2 separate regions of the Homo sapiens genome follow, and region 1 is linked to region 2. A link is a loop called in an ENCODE intact Hi-C map of the cell type or tissue named here. Cell type or tissue: PC-3. All regions are shown on one strand.

Region 1 (8,000 bases), 200 kb after region 2:
ATATGTGATAAAGCAAGCACAATAAAATGCTAATGGCTGAATCTGAAGGGTATTCATATAAAATTATTTCATGAGTATGTTCGAAATTTTTCAAAATAAAATGTACGGGAAAAGTGTTACTCACTGCCTTTATTTACTTGCAATTACTCAAAGAACTCTCACAAGGCAGTTTCCACATTGCATTCTTTAGCCTTTTGATTGATTATATTCTATTTATTCATTTGTTTAACAAATAATTTTGGGGGCATCAGCTATAGAGTGGGTATTGGAATGGGCACTGGAGATCCAGTAGTGAATAAGATCATTACTTTGCTAGAAGGAACTTACATTCTAGTAGGTACCAATATATAATGAGCAAATAGACTGGTTACCAATGGTGATTTGTGTCATAAAAGAATCAGTCACACGGCTGAGACTGAAGGTATAGAAGGGACCACCTATTCTAGGTAGGGCAGCCACAAAGGGCCAGACATGTAAGCTGAGGCTGTTGGTAGAGCTCAGGGAAGAGCAACCCAAGGTGAAGACACAAGGTGTGTACAATTCTGGGCATACCTCAACAACGGAAAGACTAGTGAAGCTGGCCCAGGAATGGGGAACCGAACTGGCAGATACAAGATCAGGTGGGCCTTGTAAGTCATGGCAAGGTGTATTCTAAGTGCAATGGAAAGCACTGGAGACATTTAAACCAAAGTGTGACATGATCAGATTTATATTTTAAAATCAGTGTCCCTGCTGTGAGGAGAATGCCCTGAAAGGAACGTGAAGCTGGGTGCAGTGGCTCATGCCTATAATGCCAGAACTTTGGGAGGCCAAGGCGGCTGGATCACCTGAGGTCAGGAGTTCGAGACCAGCCTGACCAATGTGGTGAAATCCTATCTCTTCTAAAAATACAAAAAATTAGCCAGGCATGGTGGTGCACGCCTGTAATCCCAGCTACTTGGGAGGCTGAGGCAGGAGAATTGCTTGAACCTGGGAGGCAGAGGTTACAGTGAGCTGAGGTTCATGCCATTGCACTCCAGCCTGGGCAACAAGAGCAAAACTCAGTCTAAAAAAAAAAAAAGGAATGCGAGAGTTCAATGAGAGTTAGAGAGACCAGTGCCAGATGACAAATGACAGTAGCCCTGGCCAAGGTGGCGAGATTGGGCATGGCAGGAAGTGGATTGATTAACACTGTGTTATATTTGGGGCTGAATATGACTTTTTGGGTTCTAGTTGTCCAACGATATACAGGTAGGTAAGTAGGTAGACAGATATAGATATAAATATATAAATATAGATTATATACACATATAGATCTACATGCAGTTTCTGACTAAATGTCATATTGTGCCCTGAAGTCAGGAGGGAAAGGAGTTTTTTAAAAGTTTTTCAGTCTCGGGAAGGCAGACAGGGCAGTGCAGGTGAAGCAACTTTTCACCCATCTTCCAAGCCAGCAGTGCAGGTGGTTTTTGCCATCTTGTTATGTTAGTGGACTGCATATTAAGATCTTTCAAAAATTAGTTTTAAAAAACAGAGTCCTGCTTGTTCAAATGGGCTAAATTAAGTGGAGATTTAAAAATCAGAACATCATATTGTACCTGGTAAATACAGACAGTTTTATCTGTCAATTAAAAAAATTAAAAAATCATCAGTATTATTATCAGTGAAACTGTGTTGAAGATCATTGCTGTTGGAGAAAATAGAAGTCTGTTTTGGTTTGTTTTTTAACTAATCCTCCAGATTGCTTGTCAGTCTGTATTAATCAAAATCACCAGATACTACTCAGCACTGCTCCACTTTGCTCACATAGAAGCAGTCATAGCATTTCATCTTAAAAAATTATAAAATAAAAACATCTTGGCAATCTGGCTCACACATCTGTCACTGCACTGTTTGCCAGGGCTAATTTGGCTCATTTGGTTAAGTTAGTTGGCCAGGGAGCATCCCTATATTGCTCACACTTTACCTTCTACCCTGGGAAGCTTTCTATTCTGAGGACAATCTTCTTTGATGGAGAAGCTTGCATAGCTGTTCTTCTCTTCGAGACCTCTAAATATTATTTCAAAAACTGGTTTTGTTATGGTTAGAACCAAAAGCTAACTAATGTTTATATACAAAGAACAGTTCTGTTTACCCTTCTACTGTGAGGCATATTCACATTTGGTTGAAGTGAAAAAGCTCTGTCTTAATTGGATATATCAGAAAAGGAAGACATTAAACTAGCTAGATATGAGAACTTGTTTTCATTAGGTAATTGCCGTCGGAGGTCTTAATGAAGGTAGAATAACCTTTCCTCAAACAAACAAATTGTAATTCTTAATATGACATGCAAATAAAAATCTAATTCATGGTTGTACATACTGGGCCTTTATGGCTCACTATTCTTTTCTGTGGGCCCAATATATTTTTATGAAAAGAACTACCTCATAGCTCAAGGACTATGGCCTTCCTCTGTGGAAAGAAGTTGGCTACTGAATCCTGCTTTCCACCCAGGAGGACACTATTACCTCTCCCCGGGAAGGATGTGTGCTGCTGAGTTGTTGCTCTGATGAAATATAACGGATGTACTACAAAACATCAGAAGTTTACCTGGTCTCCTTTGCAACTAGAGTACTCATGCAGGGTGGTTTAGCTGGGGACTGAGGGGAAGTGGTTCACACAGGGTTGGGCTAAAGTCTTTGGTTTCCTTCTTCCTTGTGGTCCAGGTGAGGTAGCAAAGGCCATTCCTCCTCCATTGTGCTGTGTTCAAGAAAACTGCAGAGTTAAGAAAGAACAAGGATCATCAATCAGGACTTCTGGGACTTTCATTTTTAACCAGAGTTGAAAACACAGGGGCTTGGAGACCTTTCTGGTAACCCTTTAAACTGAAGTCAAAGGGTTCAAAAAGAAAAGGAAAGTCTATGAAATATATACCGAAGGCAGAAACCACAGTGAGAGAGGGAAGTAATATGTGATTTGGGATAGATGCCTTTGACATATTCATTGATCTCAGTGACTTGCAGAGTGCTGATAGCACTCTGGCCTCAGGGTGAGGCGCCTTGCCAGCTTCCAGATCAAAGGAGTGCCTAGGTGCTGAATCCCTGGCGTACTCCCAAGCAAAAGTGCCTGGAGCCACATTTGCTAATTACAGGTTGTGTTCTGCTGTTTCCAAACAGGGTGAAAGTGACAGAAGTTTAACTGTGAATAATTACACACTTGAATAAGTATGTGATTAGCACTATTTGTTGTGGTTGGGACTGGAGTGATGGGACAAGAATGGAGTGATTGCATTATTTACAGCTTAATTGTAGACAAGTAATTACTTATGTAAGCTGATGGTGTGAGGTCACAGAGGACCTGCAAAAGAATGTAGATGATCTGAAATTCAACTTCTCAAGCCAGTCACTGCGCCTCCCCCATCCCTTTTGAGCTTGATAAAGAGAACCAACTATGCATTTCTTGAATGAAATGCTTAGGAATGTTAAATGTCTTGTTCAGTCTAAGCAAAGGATCAGCAGAGATATTTTAAAAATCTCAGCTTCCAAAGTAATAAATCACAAATGCCACCTAGTGGCTTTTAGTATCCAGTGGCTGCATTATCTGTAGACTGTAGCTATAGCCCAGTTAAGGAGAGGACTTTTCTAGTCGGGGAGTGGGTTGTTCAGTTAGGAAAATTGAGATGAATGGACCAGGACTCAAAGTCCTTCAGCCTGCCTCTCCCTTCACTCAGCTCTACTAGAACATCAGAGCTGAAAACTCCCCCCACCTTACACCATTGTAACTTCCAGTAGTGCAGTAGAAATTTGACTGCAAATCACTGTGCAGTTTTTATTTTCCCCTGAGCCACTAACATAATAAATGAGGAAGTCAACAGCTTTCATGATTTGGGAGTAGATTCATGGTTGCATTTTGCTGGCTGCCGCTTCTCATTCACAAGGTGGTTGAAAGCCACTTTTCCAATATCACATGCCTGGTTTCAAGTGTTCAGGTCTAGATTTAAATCTGGAGGGATTCTGTTGTCATAGACCCTCCCAGGGAGTGTGCTATTTGAGAAATGTATTGAGAAAGGTGGGGTTGAGAGAATGAACAGCCCTCTCCCCAGCTTGTTTTTATAATATTGCTAAAAATAAATAGACAAATCAATTTTCCTCTAACAGCTCAACACTGGACAAGTAAAATTCTTTGACTAAGATGCAGAAAATATTGCTGTAAACCCAACAGCACAAGCTGAGAGGTAAACAGGCCTGCTGTGCTCTCCGTGTAGATGCTGCCTTTCCCAACCAATTGAAACCACTGTTTCTCTGGTTGTAACACCAGACAAAAAAAAAAAAAAAAAAAAAAAAAAAAAGGAATGGTGATCCTCCAGTTGTTTCAGGCCACAGATTCAAGAATATTATTTGTAGGAGGAGGCTACTTTCCATTTGAAAGAGCTATGATTTCATCTGTCATGCCATTTATCATTTCCTATTTTGGGTCAATTTCCCTCTGCATTTGGAGCCCTCAGCAGAGTGTCCATGCCACTTCTTTGTGGGACATTCTCCTGCAGATGACCACTCCTACCCTACCCAGGACAACATCTTCACTCCCAGGATTGTCCTCACTCTCCTGGACACTATCACCTCTCAAAACATATCTAATTAGATACAGCACTTTCTTTTCACAAGGATACCACTTATTGGTATGATATCAATATCATACCAAGGAAGGAGTCTCTTTCCTTCTCTAATGTGGGGACATCACCCTTGGATAGTGTATTAATCACACTTTTATTTTCTGTATCTCTGAGGCTTTGACTCCTGGGACTTGTGGATCCTGGAGAGATTGACCCTCCTAGGGCAAGTCAATTTCTAGACATAGCAAAAAACTCACTCCTTAGCCGCCTTTCATATGCAAACTAACCAATCTAGGACCCAGCAGCCCACCGCCTACTTTATCAGGCTTTTATACTCTTGCCACTATTCCCTTCCTTTAATCATCCCAGAGCCAACAAGAACACTGGAGAAGTCCCTATGCTCCAGAGCCCATGCAAATTATTCAGGCTATGCAATCCTAAACCAGCTTACCCCGCTCGGCCCATTCCTTCCTAGGGAAACGACAGTTGAGGCTTGTGCCCATACTTGGCCTTCATTTCCTCTGCCTCCTGACTGACCCCGGTGCTTCCCAGTGCGACCCTGGGTGGCATGATGTGCCCCACCCCCCATAGGAACTTGGAGTAATAATCTTTTCAATGGCAGTAGTCCTCTGATCTGTTGGCCTCACTGTCCCTGAATAATAATACAATCTATTTTTTAAAGCCGATAGCCTTTGTCTAAACCTAGCCATGCTTCTCCAGAATGCTTATTCCAGGATATCACTTCCTCTTTCTTCCTTAGAGCTCTCATCCCAAATGCCCACTAAACAAAAATATACACATCTTACAGTAGGAAAGCCTCATTTCATCAGAAAATCAATTGTGTTGGGCTGACACTTGTCAGCTCCTTTCTGGCTGTTCTCCTCCCTCTGTCACAAACCCCACCTCTGACCACCTAGGGGGATATTCTACTCTCAAGGATGGACAACTCCTCCATCCCACCTCACTCTGTCCACGGAAGGGCATATCCCTTTTCTTAGAGATGTTTGGCTGCTTTCTTCTCTTCCCCCAATTCTTAATCTCCTGCTAATTCAGAAATAACCCTTTTGGAACTATTTATTACCTCTTTCACTTCACCTTTCAGGTTACTTTGTGATCATGTTTGTTTTGAAATATCTAAAATGGGCTGTGTATTTTGATAAAAAGAGATTGGCTTTCAGCCAAAGAGTAAAGGGCTGAAATGGAAATGTCAGTGAAATGGGAAGCTCACTGGAAGTTCAGCTTGGAGTCTGACCTTAGCACTACCAAGGACAAAATGAGTTACTGTGGCCAAGTCACAACTAATCAATACATTATGTTTTCAAATGTAAACTGAGAAAACAAGTCAGAGGACATATCAAGAGTCATTAATAGAAGGGACACTGTGCACCCTTTGGGAGCAGCCCCTCCTAGGATACCCACTTTAGGATAATTCTGAAAGGGTAAAAAAGATGCATCTTTCTGCCATGAGTAAAAAGTCTCTTTCCAACATGCTCTTTGCCTTCTATGTAGTGATGTCTTCTGGCTTTCAAGTTTTAAAACCTGTATGCCCTTGATCCTACTCCTTCCTCCACTATTCACCTCCTTGGAAATCTGAGAGACATTCATGTCCCAGGAGTGACCAGCTTGAAGAGAGCTGAAACCCAGCCCCATTGCACAGCTGGCTCCCAAGGATCTATCTTGGGTAAGTAGTCTCCAATTATCCCAGTACCTTAGGGAGCTCATTTTGGATTTTGTAGGACAGGTGACAGTGTCATTCACACAAGGGCTGGTTTAGGTCATACTTTCCATATAAGCAACTGAGCAGCACTCTGATCTCTTCTTCCCTCCCAAATCTTCTCCATTTAGCATTTTTCTATGATACAAACACTGGCTCAATTTTACACATTTATGACACTGGTAAGGAAATTTGATTCTTACCAAAATGCTTTCCCACAGAGCTGTGCTTTCTAAAACAACTGAAAAGGTATGCTTTGAGCACAAACATGTTGCAGGTTGCCAGACACCAGCTTAGCCCTAGCTATTGTTCAAAAGTTCAATGAATAAAGCAGAGTGTTTTTACCTTCTCCTCTTTTCTTTTCTAGCTATACCAATAGTGGAGAAATAAGCCTCCTGTCCTAAAGGAACTAAGCCTACTGTATTTTTACAATTAATATGTGTTAGTTATTTTATGGAAAGGGGGCAATGAGAGGCTTTACATTGTCTTTGACTTTCATTTCACAGCCATCAGTGTAAAAGGTTCTATCCTTCACCACTTGAGCAGCCAGCCACTAAACATGCCAGTCAGAAGAGGATGTTAAATTGCTGGCGACTGCAATGGCATAAGCTATGTTTAATCATTTACTTTGAATCTGTTTAAGACGATAATACCCTAGCCTATAAGAGAATCAATATGTTGCATTAAAACAGGATTTGATGTCGCATAATACAATATTTAAAAGCACAATGGAAGAGATTCTCAGAAGAACAATTCAGCCCTGAGTAGAAACAGATAATGACTGCTGTGATTTCCACTCTCCTGTTTTTAAAGGAGAAGTGATTTTTTTTTGAAAGACATATTTTTATCAAACTTTTATCAAAACTTGTAAACTATATGAAGCCATTGAGCCCAAATGCCTTTAGATTAGTCTTTAAAGAAGCACATAATATGCCTAGGAGGCAGGGCAGTGTAATCAAAATTCCCGTTTTAATGAAGTAGCAGCTCAAAATGTCATGAGGTACCATGCCAAAGCAACAAGTGAATGTCCCAGGGTACTTGTTGAAGGGAATTATCACTCTTCCTTACTCATTTTCTGCCTCCAATAAAAACAGCAGGGTCTCTGGCTTGGAACCAGGCTGAAAGGAGTAGCAGCAGTTCTTGAGAGGATGACAAGAAACAGGAGTAGAGTGGAGGCTGGGCCACCTCTCCTCCCTACAGCTTTTAGGTGGTGAGTCAAAATGGCTCTGTACCAAGCAAACTGGAGATATAACTGAGCTCACTGAGGGAGTTTCCAAGGGATGCATCCTCCAAGACCTCCTTATGTACTTAGGCGATAGTGCCAAGTGTTTGGGTTTAGTAAAAAAAGGACTTTACTGGGATTTGGGCTTGGCCACTAATTTGCTGACTTTAAGGTTTCAGCTCTTCTAAAATTGTATGCAAAGCCATTTCCTGTTCCACAAGGACTGCCTGGGAGTTAGTGAATCAATGACTCAGATGTGCTTTGAGCTCCTTGGCAAGTTTCTAATATTCCAAAGTGTTGCTCTATGTGAAAGATTTCCTGACTCCAGTTGGTTCAACAGCAGTTACATCTAATGCCAATCTCATTGAGCTGGGACAGGTAGAAGACTGGGATTTCCTTTGTTCAACCACCCCATGACCTAAGGCAGTCTGGCACAAAATGGTTTTGTGGATGGATGAGCATCTGTTCTTATTTACAAGGATGCCACCAAGTAC
Region 2 (8,000 bases):
ATGCAATAAGAATGATGTAGAAGTATAATTTTTTTTAAAAAAACAACAAAATATACTAAAAAATGGAAGCTTAATTAGAATGTATTCTCTGATAATCTTCATTGTCCAGATTATTAATAGTTCGTAGCTGACTGATACTTTGATGTCTGACTAGGTCTTGGGATAGTCTCTGTGATTCCTGGCATATCATACCTAAGTTACCATTCAGCATCCCATCCACATTAAAAATTATATCTACCATTTCTGGGCCCCATGGAGTGATAGGTATAATAGTATTTAAATATTAAGTCTGAAGAAAGAAATCAGAGAAGGGTCAAATAAATACTATAAGAATACAGTGTGACTTTTATTTAATAGCATGTATCTGTAAAGCAATTTAACTTACAAGCTCTTTTTCAACTTAACTGATGCATGGCAATGCCAAATATTTTCTAAACTATGTTAGATATATTTTATTTTTAGAAATTTGTTAAACTAAGGTTTTCCAATTCTAACCTCAGTCTTTCTCCAATTCAAAATTACATTCTACTGAATACTTTGCTCGAGCTTTAGTGTAATATGTTTGAGTTATCTGTCCTTCAAATATCTTTGTCCACTGTTGTTTACTGTTTTAAAACAATCTAGTGCCAAATACCAGCCCTTTTGTAATTTTTCATTTAAAAACGTCCTTACATAATTTTGTACACTGAACACTTTGTACAACGTCTGGCATCAGCCTTTTACTATCTTGAATACCACATACTTATTCCAAACCTTTTTTCCTCATCACAGCTCCATTTGTACCCAATTGTATGTTTAATTCCTCTTTATTTTGGTCATGAAGGCTATATAGTGGTTTCCCATAACATTACACATCGGATCAAAATTTTGGACTTTGGTTAATAGACCTTTTCCAATATGCACTAACTTACCTGCTTTCCTTTTCTTTCAGCTCTCAGCATACCTTCTTCACTGATTGAGGCAAACGTGTTTTCCGTAGTCCAGATGAACTTTTAGTCCGAAACTAAACGTTATTCTCTTCCTCATTCAGTGGACTGATATCTCTCATTGCTTAAAAAGCACCAGAAATCCCAATGCCTCCTAGATGATTCTTCCAACAAGAACGCTATGAGGAGCGTTAGCATTCCTTGCTATTGCCTATTTAATCTATCAGGAATTAAATTTTATTCTATTCACTTTGGTTATTGCCTAGATATGCATATATTCTTGGTTAGAATATCATAATTACAGTGAAGTTCCTTCTTATGCTTAGTATGAAAGCCATCTTTTTGGCTGAATTGTTGTAGTGGAAAGTATAGGGAAGGAATAACTTCATTCTACAAATCTAGTGAATATGTTTATACCTTTGTACAGCTTAGAATACATTGCCACAGTCTCTCTCGTTTGACTCCCAATAATGGTGGAAATTGGTTGGAGTCTCAGTCTCTGTTTTGAGTGGGAGGGAATCCGGAGCTCTAATGTATTACAATACTTAAGACAGCAGCCTTTGCAGTCACGAAGACCTGAGTTTGAAATTACTACAATGTTTATAACTGCGTAACTTTGGGTAAATTTCTAATATCTTTAAACCTAAACTACCTCATAAAATGGGGACAGTAATAACTACACGACATACTGCATGTAATTGACACAGCATGCAAAGTGGATTGTTTGCCACGTGGTAAGTAAGCCCTTAATAAATGGCAAGACGTTAAGGGATTTGCCCAAGATACACTTGTAAAACAGCCTACAAGGACCAGAAACCAAGGAAGATTTCAGACTCCGAATCCCATGCTTTTCTACTACCCTGCTTCCTAGAACACTGAGTTAATTAAACTACTAATTTGATGAACGACCTTGAGCAAAATACTTCACTGAGTCAGTTTACTCATCTGTAAAATGAGGGACTTGATTTAGATAATGCCTAACGTCCTTTCAGAGTCTATTCCAGCTACATTAGATGTTTTATCCGGTGTTGCAGGGTTGACGTTCAGGTCCGTGATATGTCCAAGATCTGTATAATCATAAGCCGTGCACATGGCAATGAATTTTATTCCGACACTCGTATTTCGTTCAATATTTAGTTCTGTGTGCACACTCAGCTGTTGCCTGTCTTTAGTCTGCCTACCAGCGCCTTGTGAAGGGAAGACCCACACCTAGCTTTATTTATTTATATCCTGGCTTGTTCCCGAAAGGATTTAAGGCGGCGAGTGACACTCTAAGTCCCCTAACGGTGTCACACAGTGCGATTAAGAAATCCTCTTTGGATGAAATCATACCGTAGAAAATCGCCGATGAGTGAGATGCTAACTAATTAATGTCTTTTACCCAACTCTTAAAAATAAAAACTAATGCACCTAGCAAGAAGTCCTGGAAGCATACAGTGCTGGCTCTCCCTCCAGCTCTGACGCTGTCCCACCCGTTGTCAACGGTCACTCGAATGCCCTTCTTAGACTAGCCAAAATTGTCGCCGCTCCAGTACCAGCTGGACCAAGATCCCACCCCACCCCTTCGCTGCCCCTCATCACCCAAGTTTCCTGATTGGGAAGGGGCCCGAAGAACCTTTCTCACATTTCTATTTTATTGGCTGGCACGGCTGTCAGTAATCTCTCCTTCCCGCCTTCTAGCCTAGCGCGTTTCGTGGACCCCTTGGTTTCTGCGACAAGCCGCTTACGTTTGCCTGAGCCGTGTTGCCGGGGACCAGCGACCTTTCACCCCTCCCTTCCCACAGGAGCGCCCCGGCCCCCGCCCCCGCCCCAACCGCCGGCGCGCGTCCTCACCGCGCACGCGCTCCCCTCGCGCGCGCACACGCTCGCGCACACACGCTCCCTCGCCCCCGCCCGCGGAGTTCCCCCTCACCCCTCAGCCGCCCCGCCGGCTGAAGCATCGGCGCTGGGAGGCGGCGGCGCTGCTGAGAGGCAGGGACCCGAGCGCGAAGTGTGTGGGAGTCTACGAACTCAACCCCTCTCTACCCTCCCCTCACAGCCACCCCCCTCCCTCCCCGCCAGCCCCCCCCAACAAGCGGGAGAAATAATGAGCGAGACCGGGCGGCAGCAGCAGCAGCGCCGAGCAGCCCAGGCAACGGCAGAACCGCTCCGGCAGCGGCGGCGGCGGCAGCACCAGCAGCGGGAGCGAGCGCAACGCTAGCGCGGCGCGGGGACCGCCGCGCTCCTTCCCGGCTCCTGCCCTCCTCTGCCGCTCGCTCCTCTCTCGGCATCCACCTCCTTCCCCTCCTCCTGCTCATTCACTCTTTCCCTCACTCTCCCCTCCTCCTCGGCTTCTCCCCGCGCCCCGCCAGCCCTCGCGCTCTCCCACTCCCTCTGCCTGTCCTCCCCGGTCCCCTCCTCCCGCTCATTCACTCGCCCCTCTCCCTTCTCCACTCTCTCCCCCTGTCTCCTTTCTTCTTCTTCTTTCACCCTCCGTCTCTCACACCCCCTCCATTCCCCTGTCTCCTTTCTGACACTGCACTGCAGCTGCTCCTCAGCCCTGCCCCCTCCCCAGTGAGAACAAACCAGCAACATTGCTTTTTTTCCTAAAGAGATTTATATTGATCCGATTAAAAAAAAAAAACCTTAAGAAACCCCAAACGCAAAAAAAAAAAAAAAAAAAAAAGAAAAAAGAAAAGAAAAAGCCAAAACAAAAGGGAGAACCTTCTCCCGGTAGCAGCGGCAGGAACTGCAAACATGATGGCGGCAGCTCCCATCCAGCAGAACGGGACCCACACTGGGGTTCCCATAGACCTGGACCCGCCGGACTCGCGGAAAAGGCCGCTGGAAGCCCCCCCTGAAGCCGGCAGCACCAAGAGGACCAATACGGGCGGTGGGTATCGCTTCCACCTCCCCGCTGGCCCCATCCCCCGCCGCCCGCCCCTGCCTCCCTCCCTCGCCGTCCTCCCTCCCTCCTTCCCTCCCTCCCTCCCGCGGCCCGGACACCTCCAGCCCGAACCCGGCGGCCCCTGCGCCCCTGCCCCGCGCCCCCTCCCCTGCACCTGCCCCGCGCCTAGGTGTCCCCGACACATTTCCATTTCTGTGTTTATCATTCATCAAAATGGCGACCAGTTTTTCGGAATAGACCTATCTTTCCATTTAATCGGTCCAGAGGTTGACCATGTAAATATCCTAGACCTGGGCAAGAAGGTCCATTCAGGAGGAGGAGGAGGATGACCCCGGAGTGAGGTGATGGCCGCCCGAAGATGCGCGCTGCGTTTAACAGTCTGATAAAATAAATAAATAAATGGCACTTGGGTAGCGGATTGCGAATGACTGGGGCGCCGGAGAGTTTTTCCTCTCTCCATCCTCTTGCTTTGGGCCACAAGTAGTATGCAAAATCTTGATGAGTGCATGCCCTTACCGCACTTAGATTGTCGGTGCAAATATTTCATTGATTTGTCTTCAGGGGGGTGCATACGAGGGTGGGGGTGTCTGGAACGGTGACTTGTTAGTTAACATCCTGCGCTTCCTTGGAAGATGAGTTTTAACGGGACCGATATCGCTTCTTCATTTGCACTGGAATCATCTTAACAATGCACCCAATGCATCGAAGCAGAGGTGAATTTATCTCCAGCATATGCATTGTAGACGGATGGGGGTCTTTTGAGTGGCACACCACAACATTTGGAACATTCATTCACATTAAGAAAGCTGGATTTACCGGGGTGTCTCCTGTATAAGATGTGATCAAGTTGACGGAAATTAAAGTTTGTGGAGTTGGCTTAATTTTCTAAAACGTTTCATTTTATTTTTCCTGGTTCTTCCACCCCCTTTCCGTTTTAAAAGTTGTGATTATTTTGGGAAAGGAACATTACCTGTTTTGTCACTTTTAAGCCTATTTAATATAAATGACTCCTAAGCTTTTTAGTATTGGCAGAATTCTTCTTAAGGTCCTTTAATTAATGAGCTTAAACGAGATCACGGTAGACTAAGAAGTGCTAAAGAAATGCACTAGGATTAGTTAGATTTGCCAGTCCACCACACTGAGTTATTTCCTGGCAGTTATTGAAGACTTGGAATACACCCCACAGTTTGGGTGGATTATTTGGTAGGAGAATGGTTGTTTTGCGGACTTTAAGTAGGATATAGGCAATGGCTAATTGTAGTCCTTATGTGTCTGCTAATGACAAATAAATATAGCTCATCACTATTTACAGTCCTGGGCTTTTCTTCTTTTTTAATATGTTAAGTGAAGGTTTGTCATCTTATAAACCTCTGAAGTTTTGTTAAAGGGTCAGTTCATTTCATTTTGCCACAGATAGAATTGGAAGATTTCCATGTTTGGAATAACAACTGGAATTTAGTCATCAGTTTTTACAGTGCTGCAAAATAATAGAATATGTTTATATTTTAATTCCAAGCTTGAAAGTATAAATCCTATAAAATGGGAAACATTTTGTACCTGTTTGTTTTTCAATGTAATTGGCTTATTTTCATTCTCAAAAAATGTTTAACTTCATATTTCCTGCAGTTATATACCCAGTGCTTTAGTTGCTGTTTTTCTCTCTTGAGGGTGGAGAGGGGATACAAAGTTTGAAATACTGTGTTAACCGAGTATATTTCTTTGCATTTTTCAGAAGACGGCCAGTATTTTCTAAAGGTTCTCATACCTAGTTATGCTGCTGGATCTATAATTGGGAAGGGAGGACAGACAATTGTTCAGTTGCAAAAAGAAACTGGAGCCACCATCAAGCTGTCTAAGTCCAAAGATTTTTACCCAGGTAGGTGCAATGGTGAAGAGATTGTTTGATGAGCTCCCCACAGGAAAGAAAGATCTACTTGTGTTGTGTGCTGTCTTGAAAGAATTTTTAAACAATACTGGAGACTTTATTTAGATATTGCTTTATAGGAATATATTGTGGAAAAATTTTCAGATTATTTCTATTGTTGATTATGCCTTTTTCCTATAATTGTTGTACCGTGTATGTGAATTAGACCAGTTGCAAGATGATTCGGGTATTTCTGAATAATTCTTATTAGCAAAAAAACTCAAAAATTTAAAGATAGAAACCTGGACAGCTGGCATCAGGAAATAGGGTTCTTCTGAAGTTTTCAGACATCATTGTAATGACAATTAGCTTAGAGTGAATTCAGAAGAGGGGGGTAGGGAGGCTTCTTAAAGAATGGACCATTTACTTCTGAATCCATTATGTACCTCTTTCTGCTTCATTGCTTTGTTTGTTGGCCTTGGAGTGAAGTAAAGAGGACAAGTGTTGCCTCTTCAGATTTTTTAAATATTGCAGTTTTAATGCAATTGATATAAGGAAATTTATACTGTTATGCAAGAAGTAAAATAATGCTTCAGAATTCATGTTAACTTAAGAGCTAAATTTGATTAAATATGTTGACAGTGTAGTACAGTAACCTACTGGAATATGGGAAGTTTCCTTGGTGGTATAAATTTTTTGTTTTTCACTTTCAAGTATGCCTTTTTAAGTGTTAAATAGTTCTGCATGTCCATCTTTTTCTATTTTTTTCTTACATTTTGCTAATCACTATATGTATTTTAGGTTTAAGGGAAAAGTCTCTGTAATTGAGTAGTACATTTCCTAGATAAAACATTATCAGCTGATTTGCTTTTATTTAAATCTAGCTTTCTGTGATTTTTTTAAAGGTTATTTTATCTTTATGGCTGTCAAAAACGTTAATTCAGTGCTGAGGGAACCAATACTGCTTTAATTTTTTTCTTCCTGGTGGAAAAGAAAAGCTGATTTGCTTTCAGTGATCTAATTCAGTAAGAGTTCTTTAATACAGCAAAGACATCTGGCATGAATGTAAGCAGAACATTTGGAGGACTTCTTTTTCATAGCCAATCACTTGGTATTAGAAATGGACCATTATACTGGATAAGAAGGTTTTAGAATGGTTGAAACTATCATTTAGTTTTACAAATTAAATGTAGTATTTTTTGTAAACATTAAACTTATTAAACTAAAAAGTAATATATTAGACACGATGTTCCTCTAAAGTTTGTTTCCTATGAGTGTAGTTTTGCAGATGGCTTTCCTTGTCTCTGAAACTTTCCTTATGCATTAAGAAAGTTTGCTAACATATTCACATTCATATGTTTAAAAGGTATATTATGATAAAAAAAATCAATGTGGAATTGTGAAAACCCTTAGTACAAATAAAAGCACTCAAAAGAGCTTGATTGCAGAATTAATAACGTGATAGTTCTAGGAAAAGAGCTGCAATGGTAAATTAAATTCACTGTCAATAGATGAAAATGAAATAGCTTTTTTGCATTATACATGAGGTGGTATCAGATGTGCAGGGATGTTACAGAAAATTGGTGTTTATCAAGGATATTCCAAATAGTAAATTAAATGCCTTTTCATTTGAATATAGTTTATTTTCAGTGGGTTGGAAAGGGTGCACTGAGAATTAGATCTTTTGTTTTTAGTCCACTTAGTTGTACATTTTTTGCTTATTACATTGAAATTGATTATTTTATTTATAGTTCTGAGGCATGTTATTTGTATAGAGCAAGAATATCTGTTGGAAAAAAATGGAAAGCTGGAATGCGTTGAATAAAATTTTGTGTGTGTGGTGACGTAACCTGATCAAATGTGAGTTGAAATGTTGGATAAAAGAAGTCTATACTTTACCGGTAACAGGTGGAAACCAATCACACAGTATGGGATCAATTTTAAGGATAAAATAAAGCCTCGTAGTTTATAAGAAGCTTAAAGAATTCTGAACAGTTTGTATTAAAATACAATTTTAACTGGATTATTACCTGTTTGGACAGATAATCTCTTTGCTTCAGATAGACATTAATTTTAATAGTCTTTCTCTTCGCACTTGACCACAAGTCTTCAGAATAATTTTAAGATCCCGGTATTCTTCAACATAGCCTCTGAGCGCTTTTCAGTTTCTCTTACTCAGATGTACGTAAGGGACACTTACCTTGTACATCTCAGATGAGCTAAATTATAAACTGTGATCATATCATCAAGTTATAAAGAATTTCTTAGAGGATTAATGAAATCATTTGGAAGCCCGTTTTTGTGTCTTTCATACATATATGAA

Evidence for each region. A loop is a pair of places that touch in the nucleus more often than their neighbours do. Peaks named below come from ENCODE experiments on the same cell type or tissue, not always from the same donor. Only the 100,000 strongest peaks of a DNase experiment are listed, where the experiment ranks them.
Region 1: a loop joins it to region 2, with 4 times the contacts of the local background. A loop is called at or near these places in 9 of 110 quality-filtered maps.

The regions. Positions count from the first base shown.
Region 1 is chr14:26,389,773-26,397,772 of GRCh38, reverse strand. LOC105370418 (a long non-coding RNA gene) reads left to right here and starts at 449. Exons shown (of 4, transcript XR_943640.2): 1 at 449-620; 2 at 6,080-6,251. RefSeq lists an enhancer at 2,814-3,507. In PC-3, CTCF peaks have their summits at 3,340 and 3,539 (motif pointing left); no DNase peak of the experiment used is centred here; H3K27ac peaks cover 843 bases.
Region 2 is chr14:26,593,099-26,601,098 of GRCh38, reverse strand. NOVA1 (NOVA alternative splicing regulator 1) reads left to right here and starts at 3,066. Exons shown (of 5, transcript NM_002515.3): 1 at 3,066-3,798; 2 at 5,546-5,689. The coding sequence starts at 3,663. NOVA1-DT (NOVA1 divergent transcript) reads right to left here and starts at 2,452. Exons shown (of 7, transcript NR_147061.1): 1 at 912-2,452. In PC-3, no CTCF peak of the experiment used is centred here; no DNase peak of the experiment used is centred here; H3K4me3 peaks cover 3,358 bases; H3K27me3 peaks cover 4,323 bases.